Linked DNA regions of Homo sapiens: region 1 is linked to region 2. A link is an interaction called in ENCODE POLR2A ChIA-PET data of the cell type or tissue named here. Cell type or tissue: HepG2. All regions are shown on one strand. Each heading gives the region's core, and the rest is flanking DNA. Links, peaks and the distances in the headings are about the cores only.

Region 1 (10,759 bases), core at 4,241-6,740, 72 kb before region 2:
TCCCATGTCTGGTGCCTTGGCTAGGAAGGCTGGAATGGCAGGGGGTTGATCACGCCCCCTCTCCAGCAAGGTGGTCTGACTTCCTCACTTGGTGGCTCAAGGCTCTAAGAGAGTGAAAGTGGGAGCTGTCAGGCTTCTTAATGGTCTCTTACAAGCAGACTTCTCCTGGCCAAAGCAAATCACAAAGCCAGCCAGGTTCAAGGGGAGGAGAGATACACTCCACTTCTTAACGGAAGGCCCAACATGCACATCCGGAGAGGGGAGGAATTGTTGGCAATCATCTTTGCAGACAGTTTACCATACCATTTACTAGCCCATCAGATGGCTCCTATCATGTGTCTATTGGCCTGAAAATCATGTTATAAAATAGGGGAAGGGAGTGTGTTGACATGCTTGATTATCCATCCCTAATTTAAATTGTTTAAATATTAATATCACTTTATGCATATACAATATAATATGCATGTACGTATTATATTCATAAATACATATCTTTACATCATTGCCTTAGCCAATATCTAGATATCATCAAATGTGATCATTTGTTAGGTTATTATCTTCACCAGTGACTATTGGTAAAAGAGAATGTGGTTGAAATTGGCCCTACAATCCCTTGACGGAATTGTCTTTTCTTGTATTTCACAAAATAATTGGAAATAGAAAATTAAGAATATAATAGGAAAATAAAGAATATAATTATATATAAGAATATAATTCTTAACAGGAAAATTAAGAAAATAATAGTTGTTTACCCCATAGTACTCTCACCCTAAACCCAAATTGGCAGATGGGCAGTGTGCTAGGTGTCAGTTTCAGGATATTGTACCCAGCAATTAGGTTAAGAGCAGAAGTGGAACCAGTGGCTTAAAACCCACTTCTTCCAGGAAATTATAACCCCAACTCCACCGTGACCTCACCCCCACGCCGCATCTGCTTAGCTTGCCTGTCCCCTTCTGGGGGCCGTGTCCACTTGTCTAAGCCCTTTGTTGTACTGAATCACACCATATGATCCCAGCAACCTGGGGGGATCTTCTTTTTTAAAAATTACTCTTCAAACAGAACCCAGCCCTGACTCTGTTCTTGAAACCATGTCAAGAACAGTGTAACTGGGACCACTACTCCAAGTGGTAATTTATTGCCAAATGAGTTTCACTTGTTTTCATATTATAGTTCTACTGTTTAAAATTCCAGGACAACTTTCTTTTGTTATTTATTTAAACAAAATGCCTTGAGTGTTTTTTAAATCCCACAATGATTCATACAAAGCCACGGAGGTATAGACTGTTTGTCCCACGAAATTTACTGGGAAAAAGTTGACATGAATGATGTCACACACTTGACCATGTACACTGTACCCAATTATTTATCCAACAAACATTTATTGAGCACCTAATATGTTCCTGACATGATGTTAAGCACTAAGAAAACAGAAAAATAAGACTCTCGTCTGGCTCTATTAGTCTGAGTAGGGAAGGCAGATATGTGATCTATTATATTATATTGCATAAGATATATTAAGTACTCTAATAATAATAGCAGAAAATACTTAAATAGCACATGTCATGAATCAGGCATTGTTCTAAATGCTTTAACTTATACTGTTCACTCTTCAGAATAACCTTATGATATAGATTCTTTTATTATCCCCATTTTATCAGTGAGGAAGCTGAGGGACAGAGAGACTAAATGACCTGCCCAAGGCAAACCCCTAGTAAGTGGCAGAGCTGGGACTTCAACCCACATGGTCTAGCTCTAGAGTTCATTCTCTTCACCACCACACAGAGGAGATGGCAACTAATTTGTCCTGGGAAGTAGGAAATAGTCCTAGTGAAGAAGGAATGCTAACATGTTAAAGGAAAGGAGGAGTTCCCCCAAGAAAAGAAGAGAAATTTCCAGGTATAAGGATAAACTTGAAGGCGGGGAGTACCTGAGGACTGCTGAGAAAGCTGGCGAGGCTGTCAAGCTGGGGGTGTGATAGAGAGTGGGGAGTGAGCGGGAGAAGAAGCCCTGCGTAGATGACCATGAAGGCCAGGGTCCCATGTCGGGCCCATTTGAGGACAGCCGGCTTTCTCACATCCCCTGGTCCAAGACCTCACCTCTAATTAAGAGCCATGACCTCACAAACACCACGTTGGAATCTGGGAAAGAGAGATGGAAAATAATGGTCATAAAATCTGCATGTGTAGTTTCAGTTTTCAGAGTTCCTTAGCACACATTCTCTTAACTATACTTCATGTTTTACAGTTGAAAAAACAGACGAAAAAATAAACGTTACTCAGGAAATAAGTGCAGAGCCAGGCCTCGGACCCAGGTCTTCAGGTTCCTTAGCTAATGTCCTTTCCACTGTGACCAACAGAGTCCATCTCCATCACTGTACCCCCAAAAATCTCCAAGTGTCCATTCTGCTAGTTCTGGGCCCAGGAGACCATAGTCACACAGATAGGAAAGGACATTGAGAACACTGAGACTCCAGAGGAGGCAAATGTACCCATGGTGAAAATGACATTGGAGTGGGAACCAGGAAACTGAAACTTCAGTCTCATCATTATCACAAAATCACAATGTGACCCACAGGCCTTGGTGTCCTCACCTGTAAAAGAAGAATGCTCAGGATAATTTCCAAAGGGCCTGTCTCGGCCTATCTTTCCGCCTCCGTCACCGTCTACATGTAGCTTAATTAGTTTAGTCAACTGCTGTTTTTAGCCATCACTGAGTGTTCAGTTCCACTCAAAACAGAGCTGAGTTGACAGAACGTGCCATCAGAGCTGGAAGCTCAACATCCGGGACACAGCATCAGAGATGTCTGTATTCTAACCAAGTTCCTCTCTTCAGTTTAAGCTAACCTCGAAGGGCCCAGCATTTCCATGCCCCACTGTGGGGTCTGCTTTGTAGCCTGAAATGAGATATTTGTCTCCTTATTAATAACCTCACACTCTCTGAATGCATTTTAAAAGCTCACCCGGTTCAGCAACCTGTGGGCCTGTCTTTGTTATTGTTGGTTGGAGTCTTGCATACTTGACTTAAAAGTTAGCACCAAATGCAGCTTTATCTGATCAGGAAGGCATGAAATAGAAGGAATGGGTAAATTTCCTTTGCAAAGCAGACACCCCTGGATGTGTTTTTCATGCTAGAGATATGAATAAATGGCAGACGCTGGTTCTCACCAGGCAAAGTGAGTGCCAATGAGGTCACAGGGAGAGCAGTGAGCATGCAAAGATGACAACAAGGACTCCATCTACCTGACCCAAGGGAAGGGACAGAGGAGACCTAGGAGGTAACCAGGGCATAAGTAATTATCTCCAGTGACAGAAAGCCAGGGTTTGGTGAATGGTCAAGGTAAAGTGGAAAGGCAGGCCTTGAATTCAGGTCTCCTAACCCCTGGTCCTGTACCCCTTTCCTCTGCACATGCTGCTGCCAACACTTGGATCCAAACTTGCACTTCGTAAAGGCAGAGAATATTCTGCTCATTAATGTGAGCTCAGGGCTTGGCATACAAATTCAAGAAATTCTTGTTGAATTTCTTGAACTCTAGCTTGACTAAGGAGAGAGGCTGATCTTTATTAATTTGCTGAAGTAGGAACATAAAAAAGTTAAAACCCTTACAGTGCCTGCAGTGCCATATATGAATCTGGCCCCTGTGATCTCTCTGACCTCACCCCCCTCTACTTCCCTCATTGCTCACTTCCCTCTAGCCACTCCGGCTATCTTGTTGTTCCTTAAACATGCCAGACATACTCGTGCCTTGGGGTCTTTGCACTGGCTGTTCCCTCTCCCTGGAATGACGTTTCCTGGATACCCTCATGGCTAATTTCCTCTTTTCCCTCAAGTTTATGTTCAAACCTTACCTTCTGTATAAGGCCTGCTCCAAACACCCTCCTTGAACATGTAACCCACCCCCGACTTCAGTATTTTCCTTCACTCTTAGGCCGCTCTGTTTTTTCTATGGCATTTTTTTGCTTTCTGTATGCGGTTTTTATTTTTTATGATTGCTATTTATTATCTGTTCATACCTATTGGAATGCAAGTTCTATGATGGCAGGGATTTTTTAATTCATTGATGTACCCTACAGGCCTAGAATAGTGTCTGATATGTAGTAGACTCTCAATAAACGTTACTGAATGAATGGTCTGCAAAGTTACAACATAATTTTATTTCATATAGAAGTTTTCTTTCTGGTCTATCCAAGTGCGAATAAGCTAAACTGTGATAGAACCAAGACTGTCTTTGGTGCTATGGGGTTGTCAGGGAGCAGGGACTCTGTTGCCTTTGTCCAGGGCAGAAGGAACAGCTGTGGCCTGAGTCACTGATCTTTTCCCCCTGGGCCTGGGCCCTTTAACTCTAAATAAGGCTCCTGCAAACAGAAATAGAGAGGCAGATGGAAAAAAAAAAAAAAAAAGAATCACCCAACATGGTTAGATGTTCAGGGCGGCTCTCACATCTCAGGAGCAGTAAGGAATAGCACTGAGCATTCTATACACAGCAATTCCAGATGCTAAGGAAGGGACATGATGTAGCCCCAGGTCTACAAATGCAGCAGCGCAGGAGCCAGGACGGGGCCTCAGGAGCAGTCTGATGCAACAGATATTCAGTTCACTGGGCATGGCTTCTTCTAGTCCTCGGCCAAGTGGACTCTGAGCAGTGGGATAGGGATGTGGGGGGAGGTGGTGGGGGAAGAGAGGGTTGCCCAGAAGTTGTGGAATCTCAGCAAGGATGCCAAGCCAGAGGCTGGCTTCAAGCAGCCAGACGTCTGAATGGAGCAAGCTGGAGTCTTGGCCATTGTGGGGCTGAGGCCCTAGGCTGGCCAGTGGGGGCAGGACGCAGCAGGAACAGGAGCTGCAGCTCAGGAACCAGGCTAGCACTGTGCTCAGTTACCTGAAGAGTGGGACAGGCAGCTCAGGAGACCAAGTCTGGAGACCCTCAGCATCCCCAACTGCAGCTCAGGCCTAGGCTGGGAAATGGGGACAAGCGGAGCCATGGCAGGAGAGGAGCCTGGAGCAGCTCCCGCTGTGGAAGCGGGAGGAACATGGAGCAGGGCAGCTGGGCTGGGCCAGGCCGACCCAGGTGCTGAAAGGCTTCTTACCCAGAGGAATGTCTGGGTCTAGTCCCTCTCCGTTTACCAAGGCACTGTGGGGAGAGGCGGCACGGGCTTTCAGAGTCAGGATCAAACTCCAGCCTCACCACAGAGCTGGGCAAGTTCTTACTATGCCAGGGCTTCCTCACTCTTTCCTCGCAGGAGTGCTGAAATAACTGAAGGAGAGCAGCTCCCAAAGCCTCCCCGGTGTCCTGGGGCTCCTTCGCCAGCGCTCTCTGGATGACCAGGTCTCTGACCTCCTCCTGCCTGACCCAACCACAGCCCAGCCTAGGCAGCCTGGAGGACAGGGGACCGCAGCAGGCCTGGACCTGACAGCTGAGCTCCCTCCCCTCCCCCTTGCCTAGCCAGAGCTGGTTTATTTGAACTAAGAATTTAAATGTAAATATGCAACATCCCTTCCCCTCTGCCTCCGCTCAGCGGGAGGGAGCGTGTGTCCACCTCTGTCAGCTGCAGCAAGAGTGCCCTGTGTGCCCAGATCCTATCCACTTTGAAAAGAGCAGAAATATTAGACACAGCTAAATAAGAAAACACAGATTATTGCTGGAGACCCCTAAGGCCTACTTTGTCTGTGCAATAGTTTGTTTTACTTTTCACAGAATTTATTTTGGCTGCAGCCAGATTGATGGTGATTATATCTGAAATCCTCCCACATATCTGTCACATAAACACTTCGTTTAATTCAGGTTTGTAAAACTCTATGGGCCAACGGGGAGCCAGCTTTTGGATTAATTAGCAGACGCTAATGCTGGGCATCTTGTCACATGGTCCAGCGGCTCAAAGGCTGAGGGCACAAGAGGGGCCGAGCAAGCGGCCCTGGCCCATGTCTCAGGAGTTTGATCCTTTAGGCTGGTAAAGGAAAACCAAGGAAGATGTGGAAGGGGAAGAAGGCCGCTCACTGTCCAGCCTGGCTGGGGAAACAGATTCTGGCCTGCAGAGTGAGCCAAAGTCTCCCATCCGGACCTAGCTAGAGGGGAGATATTCATATGCGTTTTGAAGTCGATACAAAATAAACCCCCAGCTTCCTCAGAGTTTCTGTCGATAGCATCACTGGATCCGACACCTCCTGGGAAGGGGAAAAGCCTTAGGGGCTAGAGCTGGGGAGGGAAGCCCTGCTCAAGTCGCCGGGAGTGAATGCAGGGTCCAGAGCCTTGGCAGCGGTGGCTCTGATTCCCGAGACCCCCGGACCACCCACTCCCCAGTGGTTGCCCGGGCCCTGCCAGTGCTGGGCAGGACTTCCTTCTGTGTGATGGGAGCATGCCCCTAACAGGCTGCATATGCCCACCAGCTGTTGCTCTCTTTTGCCACTGCAGGCCAAGACAAGAAAAGCATTATTTCCTTCCTCCTTCTAATCTCCAGGCCTCACTAACTTCACAGGCCTGCTTTGGGCATTGTTCACTGGGAGTTTCTCTGGGGCGAGTTCCCCTTTGCGCAGAAAAGGCCCTTTTATTCCCCCCATTACATTTACCTTTCCCTTTAATATGGAGTTCTTCCACTAAGGGACTGTATGGAGAGTGTATAGGACTTCAACGGGGATGCTGGATTTGGCTTTCAGAGGTTAATTACATCCTTACTGCTCCAGAAGCTGCTGTTCCATCTGCAGGAATGCTCCCAAGCCTGGGAGAACTCCTGCTAGCCAGAGAATGAACATGTTGCTGAATGCCTAAGCCTCCAGTCTTTAGATGAACTGTCTCGTTTAATTAAAAAAAAAAAAAACCCAGCCTAAGAGGTATTTTTGAACCCATTTTCACGCATGAAGATTCTGAATGGAGAGGTACATTCAGAATGGATTTGCAGGGGGTAAGCCAGCCAAGAAGTGGCTGAAACAGCACTGAGTCTGTGGCTACCTGAGTCCATGTTCTAATACAACCCACAAGGACTGGAAGTGAGGCTTCCTCATGCTTGTCTTTACTATGCCACTAACCAGGATGGCCCAGATCAACTCCCCGGCCTTCACCAGACCTCGGTGTCCTTCTGTGTAAAGGAGGGGCGGGCAGCACCTCCCCAGGCCCTGGCTTCCAGGGCTTCCTGCCTTGATTCCACCTCCAAATAACCACAAGAACTGGACCATCCCCAGCTCCTCAACCTGCAGAGGGACCGGAGGCCAAAACCCAGCTCCAGCCAGATCCAGTTACTAACCAAACACTTGTCTTTCTTTCCGACTGAAACTGACTGAAACTGAACGTGCCTGTCTGTCGCTTAGGGCTCTCGACCAAGAGTGCTCGTTTTTAACCCTTTCACAGCAGCTATGTTTTCTGCAGTGCATAAAACACAAGGCACCGATTTGTCAGACATGACTCAGCTCAGACCTCACCTGGGGATACCCTTTGAAAAGAGAGACCTGCAGGAGCCCAAGAGGGGCACATCATTTTTGGCTTAGCTTGTCCTAATTTTTCACTCCTGTTCCCTTTTGTAAATGGCACTTTGGAAGTGTCGATATTTCACCCTCCTTTTTAAAATAAAGGGTGCCATTGTTTAGAGGGCAGGAAAGGAGAAGCTAGTTTGGAGAGGAGAAGCGGTCTGGGACAGGAATCGGGATCGGGGTCATGTCTTGATACAGGAATGTATGTTCCCCAAAGGGAAGGTGGGCAGGGCCAGGGCTCCCTGTCAAGACCGGGGTAAGAATTTTGTTCTTCTGTACTAATTTTTATAGGCTTCCAAGATTTTTAAAACTCCACCCCCAGCACCAAAAACAAACAAACAAAAAAGCAGCCTCTGGGGACAGTACTGTGGAAACAATGAGAATCCAAATTCCAAAACTCTTGAGTTCACCCCAGAATTAAGGACGTGATAGTCAAAGCCAGGAAGCAGTGGAGCCTGAGGGCTGGCCGCTGGGCTCAGAGGCCTAATTGTCAGACTGTGTTTCCAGATGCAAGCTTTCTGCCTTTGGCACGGACTTTTTCTATAACAAACTCACTTTGGGGTCATTCATCAGTGCATAAATGCACACCTGGGAGGTGGGGGGACAAGCTCCCATTTTTCTGGCTTTATAAATACGGAACTCACATTTCTCCAATTGACATTTGCAGAGGCATGATAGATTAGAGCGCCTTCCACCGCAGAGCAATTTCAAATAAACGCAAGTCTGCTGGTGCAGGCTGCAGCCATCCATACCCTGCAGAGGAAATAAGCCTTCCCTTCCAGCCTCTTCCTTTCAGGTAAGCAAAAGCAAAGAAACAAGCACGCAGAGGAGTTCCAGCTTCAAGCTTCCCACCCAACAAGGTCGGGGGAGGAAGGTGCAAACTCTCAGTTCCATTTGCTACTCAGCAAATGCGGTAAACTGAAGTCCAAAACACAGAACACTGAGGTCTCCAAGACCACCTGGGTACCAAAAAGGTAGAGTCCCCAGTGTCATTAGCAGTAGGAACCAAGGGCAACCTATATATGTTGGCCAAGTCGGTGGTTGTGCAAATGGAGGTTTAAAGCACTAGCAATGCTGCCTGACCCCAAATATTGTCTGCACCTGATACCCGGAATGACACCATTGGAGACGTATTTCTTTGTGTTAGCCATTCTCTTACTTAGGTTTCTCTTAGATTTCTCTTCCTTGAGCAAATGTGCCAAGTGGGAAAATACATTTGGCTCCCTAACTTCTCAGAGTGAATAAGTTCATCAAATCCCTTTTGAAAGAGGACCAGAAGGAGCCCTGACATTCCTTCATTCATTAAACAAAAATTGAGCATCTACTTTGCACCAGCGCTTTGCTAAATGCGCTAGGAAAACAAGGGTAAACAAAAGCAGACACAAGGGCCCAGTGCTGTGGTATGCACCTGTAGTCCCAACTACTTGGGTGGTCAAGGCAAGAGGATTGCTTGAGCCCAGGAGTTTGACGTTACAGTAAGCCAGGATCACACAACTGCACTCTAGCCTGGGCGACAGAGTGAGACTGTATCTTTAAGAAAAAAAAAAAGCAGACATGTCTTTTGCCTCTATGAGCCTACAGCCTACTTCGGAAGACAGTCACACAATCATCCAAAGAACAGGAAACTATGACTGTGACAGGACGAAGAAGATACCCTGAAAGCCCATGATGGGGGTCAGGAAAGCTGTCCTGCCCTGGCAGGGTGATGGATGAACTTCTGAAGGATAACTCCTGGCTCCTCAAGCTGACTCCTGAAGGGTGAACAAAGAGAGGGAAGGCACTCCTGGCAGAGAACAGCACAGGCAAAGGCCCGTGAGCATCCCAAAAACATTGAAAGGGATTGGGGTGGGGATGGGGCAGTGTTGACAGACGCCTGTCTGGGTGGGAAGGAGCACCCAAAACAGAGGGGAGAGACAGAGGCAAGCATTGCCTACTTCATCTCCCTCCTCTGGCTGCAAAAGCCCCTCCTGGCTGCACCATATTCAAGGGGCAAATGTGATGGTGACCTGCGGGCAACGCTCCTGCAAAGGGCTGAGACAGTGAAACAACGTAAGTGTTAACCACTATTAGCGACGAGGAGACTGAGCTTGGATGGAGCAGAGGCCAAGGCCAGCTGCTCTGTTCAGCTGAAGCTGCAGGGGCTGGCCTGTGCTGGTGGGTAGCTGGCATCCTCATCTGCTGAAGGCTCCCGGCTCGGAGCCTTTGCTTACTTCATTTATGATTCTCAGGAACTGACAGAGAAGCGCATACCTGGAATTTCTGTGCTGATAGCAGGCCTGATGCTCCCATCCCTACTCCCCCACCCACCACCTCGGGTGAGCCAGAAGCACACTTAGAATTTGACAGGCTGTCGTGGCCTCCCACTTAATTATATTGTCACAAAAGCTTTCAGGGATTCCAAGGAGAGAACCCTCTTCAGGGAACTTGATTCTCCTTCCGAAGCATGCACTGGCTCTGTATAGCCCTCCCCTTACCACCCTGGGCTTTCCCTCTGAAAGCTCCAGAGACAGTTCAGCAAGTGCTCAGCAAGTGCCAGATTGGTATTGGAAGGGTGTCACAGGAAGTGGGTGGTGAGAGGGAGGCTCCTTCAGCTGTGTTCCCTCACACTCTTCTCTCCCAGTCATTCAAAGCTCAAGTCTTCATTTTCTGGGGCCTGTCAATGATGGAGGTGGAGAAGCCACCATTACTGAAGTTCTAGAGAGAGCCCAAGAAGCGCTGGAGGTTCAGAGAGGTGAAGAGCCCCCTGCAGCTGGCCAGCAAGGCTTAGGTCTGTCCTATCCACTGACTGCAGCATCCTGCTGTTATTAATAATCAGGACCTAAAACTCTTCCATCCATATGGCTCCCTGCTGTTGGGAAGGTATTTTCACATATGGCATATTATGGAAACTGCTCAAGAAGGCTACAGTTCTCCCAAAAAGTCTTCTTAGTTAGCAGTAGGGTTCGTTTTCTCACCTTTTCTTAAATCTCAAATTGTGAAAAAAGAAGGCTCCGCATACGCTGTCTCCATTTCATGACTTGCACATCTCCTTCCACATTGAGTGGAGCTGCTTTCAGTACAATGACCACTAATGTTGCGGTTCTAATCCTGGGACCCTTCCTGAGTCCTCACTGGCTCTGCTGTATTTGTTCCTGTCACCCACCAGCTTCCAATTCACCTCCACCTCCTCCCAGGCCATCTTTTCCTAGTCCACCTCCTCCCAGTTTACCCCCTCCCAATCCACCATCTCCTCCTCCCTGTCCACCTCCACCTCCTCTCAGTTCACCTCTGCCTCCTCCCAGCTCACCTTCTCCTCCTCCCAGTCCAC
Region 2 (10,759 bases), core at 5,358-7,857:
CTGAACTGGGTATCTTCTTGGGAGGTATATTAAAACGTTTAAATTTTAGATTATAAAATAAATCACTGATTTCCTGAGAACAGCATTACTCCATGCATAATCCACTTTCAGAATTTCAGCTGGCTATGCCTGCTAGCTCTGGGCAACAGTCAGCTGGCTAGTCTCAGGACAGGTGAGGACACCCACAATTCACACCGTGCAAGTCGCAAATGTGAGTTACCTAAGCACTTGACTGATACAGGGTCAGTATAGTAGAGACTGTTTCCCATGACTGTTGAGTGCACTGCCTGTGAGGTCACAGTAGACTTTATTTGTTGTCCTCCTGGCACAGGAAGCCTGTACTCCTCAAGCCCCTTGGAGCAGGGCAGAGCCATATGCTGGGCTCTGGCCACAGGCTGAGAGAGGAAGTGACTCCAAGGCTGAGGTAGCGATGAGCCCATGCACTGCTTTTTCTCTCCTTTCCTGTGCCTCATTGATTAAGAAGGTCATGTATTTTACAAATACAGCTCTCATGGGTCCCTGAGTTGTTATATGGAGGACCTTTGCAGAGTTGCCAGAACTGGTGTAAGAAGTAAACCTGTGTGTAAGAACTTGGTATTTGAAGATTGTGTATGGAAATGTGACCCATGCCAGATTTTTCACTTATTTGGTGACATTTCTGCTCTTAGAATTGATTGGTGACTATATTAATTCTCTATTGCTGCTGTAACAAATTACCACAAACTTGGTGGCTTAAAACAATACAAATTTATTATTTTACAGTTGTAAATAACTGGAGGCCCTACGGGAGAATCCATTTTCTTGCCTTTTCTAACTTCTAGAGGTTGCCCACATTCCTTGGCTTGCGGCCCCTCCTCCATCTTCAAAGTCATTAATGTAGTATCATCAAATCTCTCTGGTTTCTGTTTCTGTCATCACGTCCCCCTCTGTAACTTGGACTCTCTTGCCTCTCTCTTCTAAGGACCATTGTGATTATATTGGGCCCAGCCAGATAACCCAGGAAATCTCACCTGAAAATCCTTAACTGAATCACATCTGCAAAATCCTATTTGCCATGTAGGGAACATATTTACAAGTTCAGGGGATCCCATTGTGGATATCTCTGAGGGGCTACTATTCAGCCTTCCACAGTGACCCATGCATTTGTTTATCCAATTGATCTTTAATTCCATTCTGGTGAGATTTAGCCAGTAGCCAGATGGCCTTTCCCAAGTAATATTCCTCCATATTGCCTACAGTCATATAGCTTTTCTTTTGAAACACATACATTTCCACATATGAGAGCTGATTATAGGGAAATAATCCAAATGAAGATAAGCTTTATGCACAAAGATGGTTATGAAGGATTATGGATTTTGTTATAAGAAAAAAATTGGAAACATCTGAATGTGCAATGGTATAAGGAAATGTGCGAAGAAATTCTAGAACACCCCATGTGCAAATATTATGCAGCCATTATATTTACAACAAATGTTTATAACTCTGAAATGTTCTTTATAATGATTTTAAAGCAAGTTACACATTTATATGATCTCAACACTGACAAAAACATATGTAGAGGAGAAAATTCTGCACATGTATACACCAAAATGTCAATAGTGAGGTTGCTTTTTTTCTGGAGGATATATATAACTTTAGTTTTCTTTTTCATACTTCCATTTTTTAAAATATCGACAAAAAACAAGGGTGACTTTTGTAATCAGAAATCTCTGTTGATGATAATAGCAGGTCACCAGGGTAGATAGGAGTGATCTGGAAGTGCTGGATAATTCTCTTTATTAGGAGAGGTGCTGTATCCTCCATCTGTAAGAACCTAAGGACTGGGTGCTGGATGATTCCCCTTCTATGTGTGCTGGGACCCTAGGGCATCCCTTCTTTCAGGGCATTTGCCCTGAGGGAGCATCTAGGATTTCTCCAGAAGATACAGGAACCCACCACCCATTGGGCCATACTGGACAATGAGGTACAAAGTTGGAAACATCACATGGATGGTTACCCTCAGCCTTCTGTTCAGTTGAGCAAGAAGATAATCGAAGAAAGATCTTCAGCGTGAATATGGAAAAAGTATACCATCCTCCAGGGTGGCCAGAGCCAAGGTTAAAAAAAAAAAAAAAGAAAAGAAAATATTGGGCCATAGCTCTTCACTGCAGAGAAGCAGTGCTGGTCTCAGAACACATCATCCCCAAGGTGAAAATGAGTGGCAGCCGGTGTGGTAGGAGTGGGAAAATGGGGACATTCAAAGACTGCCAGGGGAGGTGCAAACTAGTAAAAACAAAATATGCCTGTGGAGGGTAGTAGGGTCTGAATCAAATCAAATCACAAAAATGTCAGTTCCTGTGGCCCTGCATTTCCACTTGAAGAAATGTATCCTAAAATAAGAAAACTAAAAATCTGAATTCCCAGCTTTATGAGATCCACACAGTAGATTATGCAACCATTAAAAATCAAGCTCGAGTAGAATATTTAATAAAAAGAGATATTTATAATATATTGCTAAGTTTAAAAAGCAGAATATAAAATAGCAAATACAGCATAATCAACTTTCATAGCAAATAAATACGTAAATAGATGTTCCTAGCAAAAAGCCTGCTTATACTAAAATCATCAAATGTGATAGAATAACAGGTAATTTGCAGGGTTTTAGGGGAGGTTGGTGTGGGGAGGTATAGATCTCAGTTCTCTAAGTTTTCGGCATGAAGCGTGTATACCCTTAACATAGGGCTTTTGCTTCCAAAATAATCAGCCTAAAGTTCCTTCCATTGTTGGAACTCCTGTTCTGCTCCCTGGTAGAAACACCTTCATGTCCGTTGTCCTCCTGGGCCACATCTGAGTGGCCATTGGAGAATATGCACTTTGAAGAACTACCTGGCTTTTGCAGGCCCCGTCCTGCTGTTGCAGGACTGGGTACCCAGGAATGGTTTTAAGGATTGAACAAGCTTTTTTAGGCCAAGATTATGGTTCTTTTGATAACATCATTTCTTCAAATACATGTGAAATACTTTTGTTATTCCATATGTAAAAAGCTACCACTAAAGCTCTTGCCCATTCACAATGTTTAAACCTATAAACTGTTCTTTCACATACTGCCTGCTGAGCTCTGCCAGTGCTCATAGTTTTATGGTAACTATGTTGAGACCATCTGAAAGCATAGGTCTGGGTGGAAAGCAGCCCTCATTAAGCCCACCTAGACCAGCAGGCTCCCTATCGCTGTATGGCAGAACACTAATTTTATCCTCTGCTAAGTCTTACCACTTACTCTTTGCTTCAGTTTCAAGTACAGAAACAATTGGCTTTTTCAACCCAGCAAGGCTCCAAATTACTGAACTCTCAGTCAATTTAGACTCCAGGCTGCAGGCAAGAGAGCAGCACAAAGTCCCGTTCCTGCTCATCTGCTCTTGCAATCTAGCTCATGCCACCCTAACTTCACCGCATTCTTACCAGACTTCGTAAAAGCAACAAGGTGCAACCCAACACACACCAAGAATCTGAATCTCTGTCATCATTTCCCTATTGCCACAAACCTCAGGCAGCATATGATCTCTCTTCAATGTTGGGCACAATTTGATCAAATGTTTTACCACACATAACAAGGGTCACTAAGCAATATCTAAAGTCAGTCCTTACTGACTGGCACCTCAAATTCTTTTTGGAACAAGACAGAGTATGTAGCAAAATATGCACATCCCAATGCATAATGACCACTTCGAGGGTATCAGCCTTCATTTGGCTGCGCGCATTCTGTAAACTTCGTTTTTAAATTGCCAGCCTCAGTTTCATATTAGTCATACTTAATAATTTCCTGCTCAATGTCCTTGGAAGGAGATTTTCTCCACATTTAAAAGCCTTTCTCAACAATTAGCAAAAAGTGGACATGGGTTTAGCTTGATTCATCATGTCATGTATTCAGGTGTCTGCACATAGCCGGTAGGTGCAGCAATTCCTCATCAGATTCCAGTGAGATGTCTAAGGCTGATTTGATGACAGATATGGAAGCTCAACACTCAGGATAAAGTAATGTCCCCCAATCTCCAATATAGTTTGGATATTTTTTCCCTCCAAGCCTCATGTTGACATGTGATCCCCAGTGTTGGAGGGGGTGGCTGGTGGGAGATGTTGGATCATGGGGGCAGATCTCTCATGAATAGCTTGGCGCAATCCTCTTGGTAATGAGTGAGTTCTCACTCTATTAGTTCATGAAAGAGCTGGTTGTTTAAAGGAGCCTGGCAGCTCTCTTGCTCTCTCTCTCTTGCCATGTGACATGTCCACTCCCCCTGTACCGTATGCCATGACTAAAAGTTTCCTGAGGGCTCACCAGAAGCTGAGCAGATGCTGGTCCCATCCTTGCACAGCTTGCAGAACCGTAAGCCAAAAAAAAGCCTCTATTCTTCATAAATTACTCAGTCTCAGATATTCCCTTAGAGCAACACAAAACAGACTAATATATCCCCATTTCCCCAGTGCCTGACCAGAATTATGGTGTTTTTCCCTGTGGTTCTAGACAGGACATGGTGAGTTGGGCCCACCAACCCTGGTGGGTGAGACAACAGTTCTCTTTATGTGTCTGACCTGAGTCTACCAGCCCTTCTTCAATCAGCCCTTTTCTTAGTGCTATAGCTGCAGGGAAGAGTCTGCTTTTTCCAAGACAAACAATCATACTAGTGACAACAGCTTTGCAAGTTTGGAGGAGTCAACCTGATCTAGTACTGTCCTCTCCCTGCTGAGGACAATTCTTCATAAAAGACCAACATGGGGGGTGAGGTGGGTGAGGAGGAGGGGAAAATGAGCAGGCTGCCTTTGGAGTGTGACCTGTGTGTGCAGGTACATTACCAAAGCTCCCTGCTCACAAGTCTCTCGTGCCCCCTGCAGACTCCATAGTCCGCCATCAAGGTTCCTGTTCCATCACTGGAAACTTTAACCAGGTTACTCTTATAAGTGTCTCTGCCCAAATGGGACAACTGGTTATGATGCAGGTGAACCCCAACATTGGGGCTTAGCCCAAGAGGGATCTTGGCTTCACTCAGGAAATAATTCAAGCATGAGCCAACAGTGAAAGGAAGCAAGTTGATTTGAGCAACAGCATACAACAAAATGGCTGCTCCACAGACAGGGCAGGGCTATCCCACAGGCAGAGTAGCACTGGTGGATTGCTGGCTAGGTATATTTACCCCTACTCCTAATTAGATGCTAAATAAGAGGTGGGTAATTCATGAACTTTCCGGAAAAGGGGCGAGCAGTTCCCAGAAGCATATAAAGTCATTTCTGGGCATTGCCATGGCATTTATAAACCATCACTGTGCTGGTGGGAGTATCTTGTAACATGCAAATGTATTATAATTCCTAGTCCTTGCTGGTTGTGGACAGTTTCCTTCCTACATCAGCAGGGTCAGGAAAACAAGCCCTGCTGATCTCCTGGCTCAGTTAGGTTAGGGTCTAGGGGAGTGCCGTAGTGAAGACCCCAGGCACTGACCCATTCCCAGAACCTCCTCCTCCAGGCTCATTCCCTACTCATTCATTTGCCCATCTCCTGTGTTTGTTTGGTATCTATTTCAGCTCCTCTTCCTGGTTACAACATCCAGATAATGGCTCTCCCCACTCAGCTCAATCCCTGGGGCTCCTGCTGTTCACCATCCTTGAAGGGAGTGAACCCACCCATCACCAAATGCCTCAGAAGAGATGCATCAGTAGCTGCTTCCCAAGAGGCAGGGAGCGAGTGCTCAGAGAAAACTCTGGGTAGGGGTGAGGATGATGCCAAAGGTCAGCTCTGCTCCCACTGTGCTCATGACTCTCTGGGCAGTCATGGTGCTTGGCCAGGTTCTCTTGGCATCAACTGATCCCCTTTCTTCAGGTCCTGATCCAAAGCCCAGCCTTGAGGATGCTGCCTGTCTCAGATCCTGAGCTCCTTAGAAGGAGAAACGGGGCCATGCCCAGCACTGGGGCAGATGTAAAGAGCAGTTTAAAGACTATAGGAAAAGGGAGGAAGTAGAGGACAAGGGAAAGGGAGAAAGAAGAGGGGGAGGAAGGAGAACAACAGTGCCTCCTTTATTCCAGCCTCCATGCCTTTGCTAATACTGAAACCTAAAGGGCCACCATGTATGATCTCCTCCCCACAACCATTCCCATCCTCATTGCTCTCCCCTGCTGCTGGTCTCACATCTGTCACACAGCCTTGCCTCGCCTGTGCCCTCCCAACCCAGCCTGGGCTCACAGCCTGCAGCGCTGTAGCCGTTAGCTGCATGTGCTTCAGGCTTGGGTCCACACTGCAAGCTGCTCCTCTCGCTTCCCTGTGGTGACTCACGGGCCCTTGCTGCAGCCTGGATTGATTGGGTGACAGGGTAGCCAGGGTCTGAGGCACCCTAGTGGCTCTTTGCAGAAGAAAAAGGAGTCCAGGGCACATTCCAAGCCCTGTCAACACTGGCTTAGCCCCTTAGTGGTGTAAAATCTCACGCCTGGAGTCCTGTAAGCTCCTGCTGCCAGCTGCAATTTTATTGGTGGTCTGTGACTTCAAAGGCCTCTCCTCCTGCATGGCTGAGCCAGGCAGGCTGCAGAGCAGAAGGCCTGTGCCCAGGGCACCAGGGAATTCCCCCAGGACCTGGACCCAGCCTCCTCTCCAACCTACACTGCCTCTTTCTTTGATAGTCACAAAAATCACTTTCCCAGCTCCCTTGGCAGCCAGAGCAGATGGAACTGCAGGCGAGGAACTGGCTTTCCTGGATCAGCTTCTTAGGATACCGCTTTTCTGGATCTGTTTGTCCCAGATTTGCAGGTGAGACACTTCTAACCAAACATCTCTTCAATGTCCCAACTGGATAAGATACTTTTTTTTCCTCTAGAAAGCCCCAGCAGTGGAAAGACAGGAGGCTGGGTTGTGGTCTGGGTCATCCTGAGTACCCACTTGATATCTGTCTGCCTAATCTATCAAGGAGGGTGACACTGAGGCCTGGCCACTGCCTCACAGCTCTTTGGAGGTTAGAAGAGGTCAAGTCTGGGAAAGCAGGCAGTGAAGCTCTCAAAGAGAAGGCACTGCTCAGTCCACACTGCTGGTGCCCCTCGCTGGCCGTCTTGACACTCAATGAAGTGTTTAAGACACAGTGTCTGAATCTCAACTCTGACATTTCCCAGCTGCGTGCCTTTGGGAGAATTACCCAACTCCTCTGGGCCTCCATGCACTCATGCGGATTAGCTCATATTGGTGAAACACTTGAACAGTCCCTGACACCTGGTAGGTGCTATAGAAATATTTGCTATTGGTTTTTTTGTTTGGTTTGGTTTTGAGACAGAGTCTCACTCTGTTGCCCAGGCTGGAGTGCAGCGGCATGATCTCAGCTCATGCAACCTCCACCTCCAGGGTTCAAGCGATTCTCGTGCCTCACCTCCCGAGTAGCTTAGGTTACAGGCGTGCAACGTCCAGCTGATATTTTTTGTATTTTTAGTAGAAACGGGGTTTTACCATGTCGGCCAGGCTGGTCTCAAACCCCTGACCTCAAGCGATCTGCCAGCCTCAGCCTCCCCAAGTGTTGGGATTACAGCTGTGAGCCACTGCACCCAGCCAGAAATGTTTGCTTTTGTTATTATTGCCACACATATGCCTCATCTTGCTCATTTATTCCACATGAATAGGATTTGTGTGCCAATGAGATGACAAGCTTCCTGTACCCTTTCCTCCCCAACACACACAGACACCCAGTCCAGCCTGGTGTGCTCAAGCAAGAGCAGCTCAGACCCTGCTCAGCCTTTTGCTTGTGAAGTAAGCTTGGGCAAATTATTAAACCCCTGCAATCCGGCATGGTCATTTATAAAAGGGAGCTAAGAATAACCTGCTTCACAGAGTGGCATAGAATTTACATGAAATTTAGATAAAGCTACTAGTAAATATCAGCAAAGCTCAGTGCCTGGCCTACTACAGGCACTTAATGAACGTATTAATGAATATTTGTAGTAGGCACTGAATGAATGTTTGTTCTCCCCGGTACTGGGCAAACAACAGCTCAGTAAACACTTGGCAGCTTCAGGTCAGTCCTGAAGAGCATGTGTTAAAGGGGGTGGTGGCATCAAGTGACCAGCCCCACCCTCCACCGCTGGCCACACCTTCCCTAGTGACCACACTGAGAAAACACTTAGATGGACCGATGGGTGTGAATCCCTTGAGAGCAAGGCTGCATCTTCTCTCTTGCACTTGCCAGCATCTGGCACAGCTGGGTATTAATCACACAAGACACAACTCCAGCGGTGGCGGCCCTGGATGTCTGAAATGCTGTCCAGAACATTGAGAGAAAGCCAAAGAAGGAAAGCTGCCCTCAAACATGCCCAGGATCTTGCTGGAGATGGAAACTAACAAGGATGGAAACATGACAGCAGAAAAATACAGACCAGTTTGAAGTCTGCCCACCTGGGAGTCAAGCCACATTGAAAATCAATAAGGCATCAAGGCCGGGAGCTCGGAGAGCCGACTGGATACCTGCGTGGGCCTCCTTTAAAGAGGTGAAAGCTTTGAAGTTGCAGACGACCAATAAAAATACAGCTGGCATTTACAGCTTCAACTCCTCCTGCTTTTGCTTTTCACCGTGTTGCTAAAGCTGCCTACAAAGCTGCTCCAGGCCGGACTCTTGGCCCAGGTTGACAGAGCCCATTCCCATTCCATGGACAATAACAGGGGCTCTTGGTGTCCTCTGGCCAGGGATTGGTGATCAACTTTAGGCACGCTGGCAATTTCCCAGGACAACCCCGTCTTAGGTTCTGAACATCAGAGGCAATGGCTAAGGTCCCCCAAAGCACTTTGGTAAGTTCAGTTAGAAGCAGGCTAAGTGGTGGCCAAGATAAGCCTCAGAGAAGCTCATGCTCTTCTGGGATACCTTCGCTCTATTTAGTGTGTTTTCCGTTCTCCTGCCCATTCAGTGTTCCCTTTTCAATGCCTGTAACACCAGGAGGAGGAAGGGCCTTCTAGAATGAGCCCTTCCCCTCAAAGATGGAGCAATCCAGGTACAACAGGTTAGTCCAAAAGGGAAACAATAGTTACAGTGAGAGGGAGCTGGACCCTGATTCCCAGCCCAATGCCTAGGATTTAAGATGCTGAAGCTGGAGGCTTTTCTTTCTTCTCTCACTTCTCTATTTACCACTCACAGGAAGCTCCAGGACCTTCCTCTTTCTTCAGCAAGCATAGAAAGGGTTCTCAGAACTAGGTGCTCCTGGCCCAGTGAGGGAGACAAGACTTAAAGCATAAAACATCCAGGCAAAAAGCTACAAAGCAGTCTCAGAATGAATGGAAGGTGTTATGCTATGCAACATATATGGGCAATGTCAGGCTTAATGACCAAGCTGAGCTAATGTCAATAAACAGAGAACTATTAGGAAATTCATTAATCAAGGTCTTGTTTATACTCCTATTTGTCAACCAAATTATTTGCTTGACTTGTGACCTCCTTGGTTTATTATGGCCATTTCTGTCATCAGCAGAGCTGGGCTGCTGGAATTTCACACATAGGTAGTCCTGCCTCTGTCTTCAGCATGCTCCTGGTCAGCCTTCTCCCAGAATCACACCTCTGAGCAGGGGCCAAGGTCTGTCTTCAGTTAACAAATAACCATTCTTTATAATCCAGTGGTTTACTGGGCCTTAATTAATTGATTTGCTAATCGCTGTTTCCTGTTTCCAGGAATGAGCCCAGGAAGTTGACCTTTGAAGCACTCTCCTGCTCTTGGGGCCATGTCATCAGGAAGAAACTCCAGGCTGAAAACACAACTGCAAGGCCAACAGGCAGGGGAGCAGCTTTCTCAGGACACCTGAGGTCCTGCCCCACCAGGCTCTGGTCTTTACACACCATCTCTCACTGTCCTCTAGCCCCAACTGCACATTGCCTTCCTCCTTCCTGAGCTCATGCTTGCCCCTCCCTCGGCATCTCCCTAGCCCCAGCCTGAAGGCTGACCTCCTCCAGAAAGCCTCTCCCTCACCACGAGGCCAGAAAGAGTCTGTCCTGTCTCTAGCTTCTGAGTTTCTTAGTCCCAACGACTGTCCCTGCTCCACTGACACCTTCCATACACAGCTTTGTGAGCTGTGCGCATCTGTGGGTACCAGAGGGTAAGTTCGAGGGCCAGCTGACGCCTACTGTCTCTACTGTCTCACAGATCTGCATTGGGTTTCCTTGGTCCCAATCCCCCACAGACACACACACATGTACACACTCACACACACAACGCTGGACCAATAGAGAGAACTTTATCAGTAAAATGTAACTATTTCATTACACCAGAAGCTATCCGTGTTTAAGGCCCTATCCCCAAAGCAAGTAGAGAATGACAATTATCTTGGTAAGGAACAAGGGCCTTCCCACTTCCATCCCCTAAATTACACTAATTTCTGGCGTTTCCACCTTCTCTGAGCCAGTGCTTCCATTTGGGAAATAAATATGAAATGATTTATCCATTCAAAGTGACAGATCACAGGTTTGTAGGTAGCAGGCAGGGGAATCTGCCTCACAAAGGTAGACATCCTTTATGACTTTGAAGGGAAAAGGGTGAAGGGCCCTGTGGGGAGTGGCAGCGAGGATCAGATTTCTCCAGAATCACTCGGAGTAATATCTATCCTCAGCAGCCGCCCTGTGGATTCTGACACATCTCAAAAAAGCAGGGGTCTGGAAAAAGCAGTCAGCATCTCTTACCTTCTGCAAAAAGCTACTGTGCAGACTGTTCCTTTGTAGTTTGGACTTAAAGAAAAAAAAATCAAACCATCTTGGAAAAATCAGAAAGCAGATGCGTCCATAATGGAACT

The links. Peaks named below come from ENCODE experiments on the same cell type or tissue, not always from the same donor. Only the 100,000 strongest peaks of a DNase experiment are listed, where the experiment ranks them.
Region 1: POLR2A ChIA-PET joins it to region 2 with 5 read pairs; 1 of 35 experiments calls an interaction of 5 or more read pairs at or near these places.

Annotation. Positions count from the first base shown.
Region 1 is chr2:45,252,077-45,262,835 of GRCh38, forward strand. It overlaps LINC01121 (long intergenic non-protein coding RNA 1121), which reads right to left and starts at 2,865. Exons shown (of 6, transcript NR_033831.1): 1 at 2,591-2,865. RefSeq lists enhancers at 4,503-5,076, 5,077-5,649. In HepG2, for the core only: no CTCF peak of the experiment used is centred there; DNase peaks (open chromatin) are centred at 4,640 and 5,455; H3K4me3 peaks cover 1,333 bases.
Region 2 is chr2:45,323,164-45,333,922 of GRCh38, forward strand. It overlaps LOC105374577 (a long non-coding RNA gene), which reads left to right and starts at 8,126. Exons shown (of 2, transcript XR_001739448.2): 1 at 8,126-8,776; 2 at 9,648-10,414. In HepG2, for the core only: a CTCF peak has its summit at 6,345; DNase peaks (open chromatin) are centred at 6,338 and 7,648; H3K27me3 peaks cover 1,714 bases.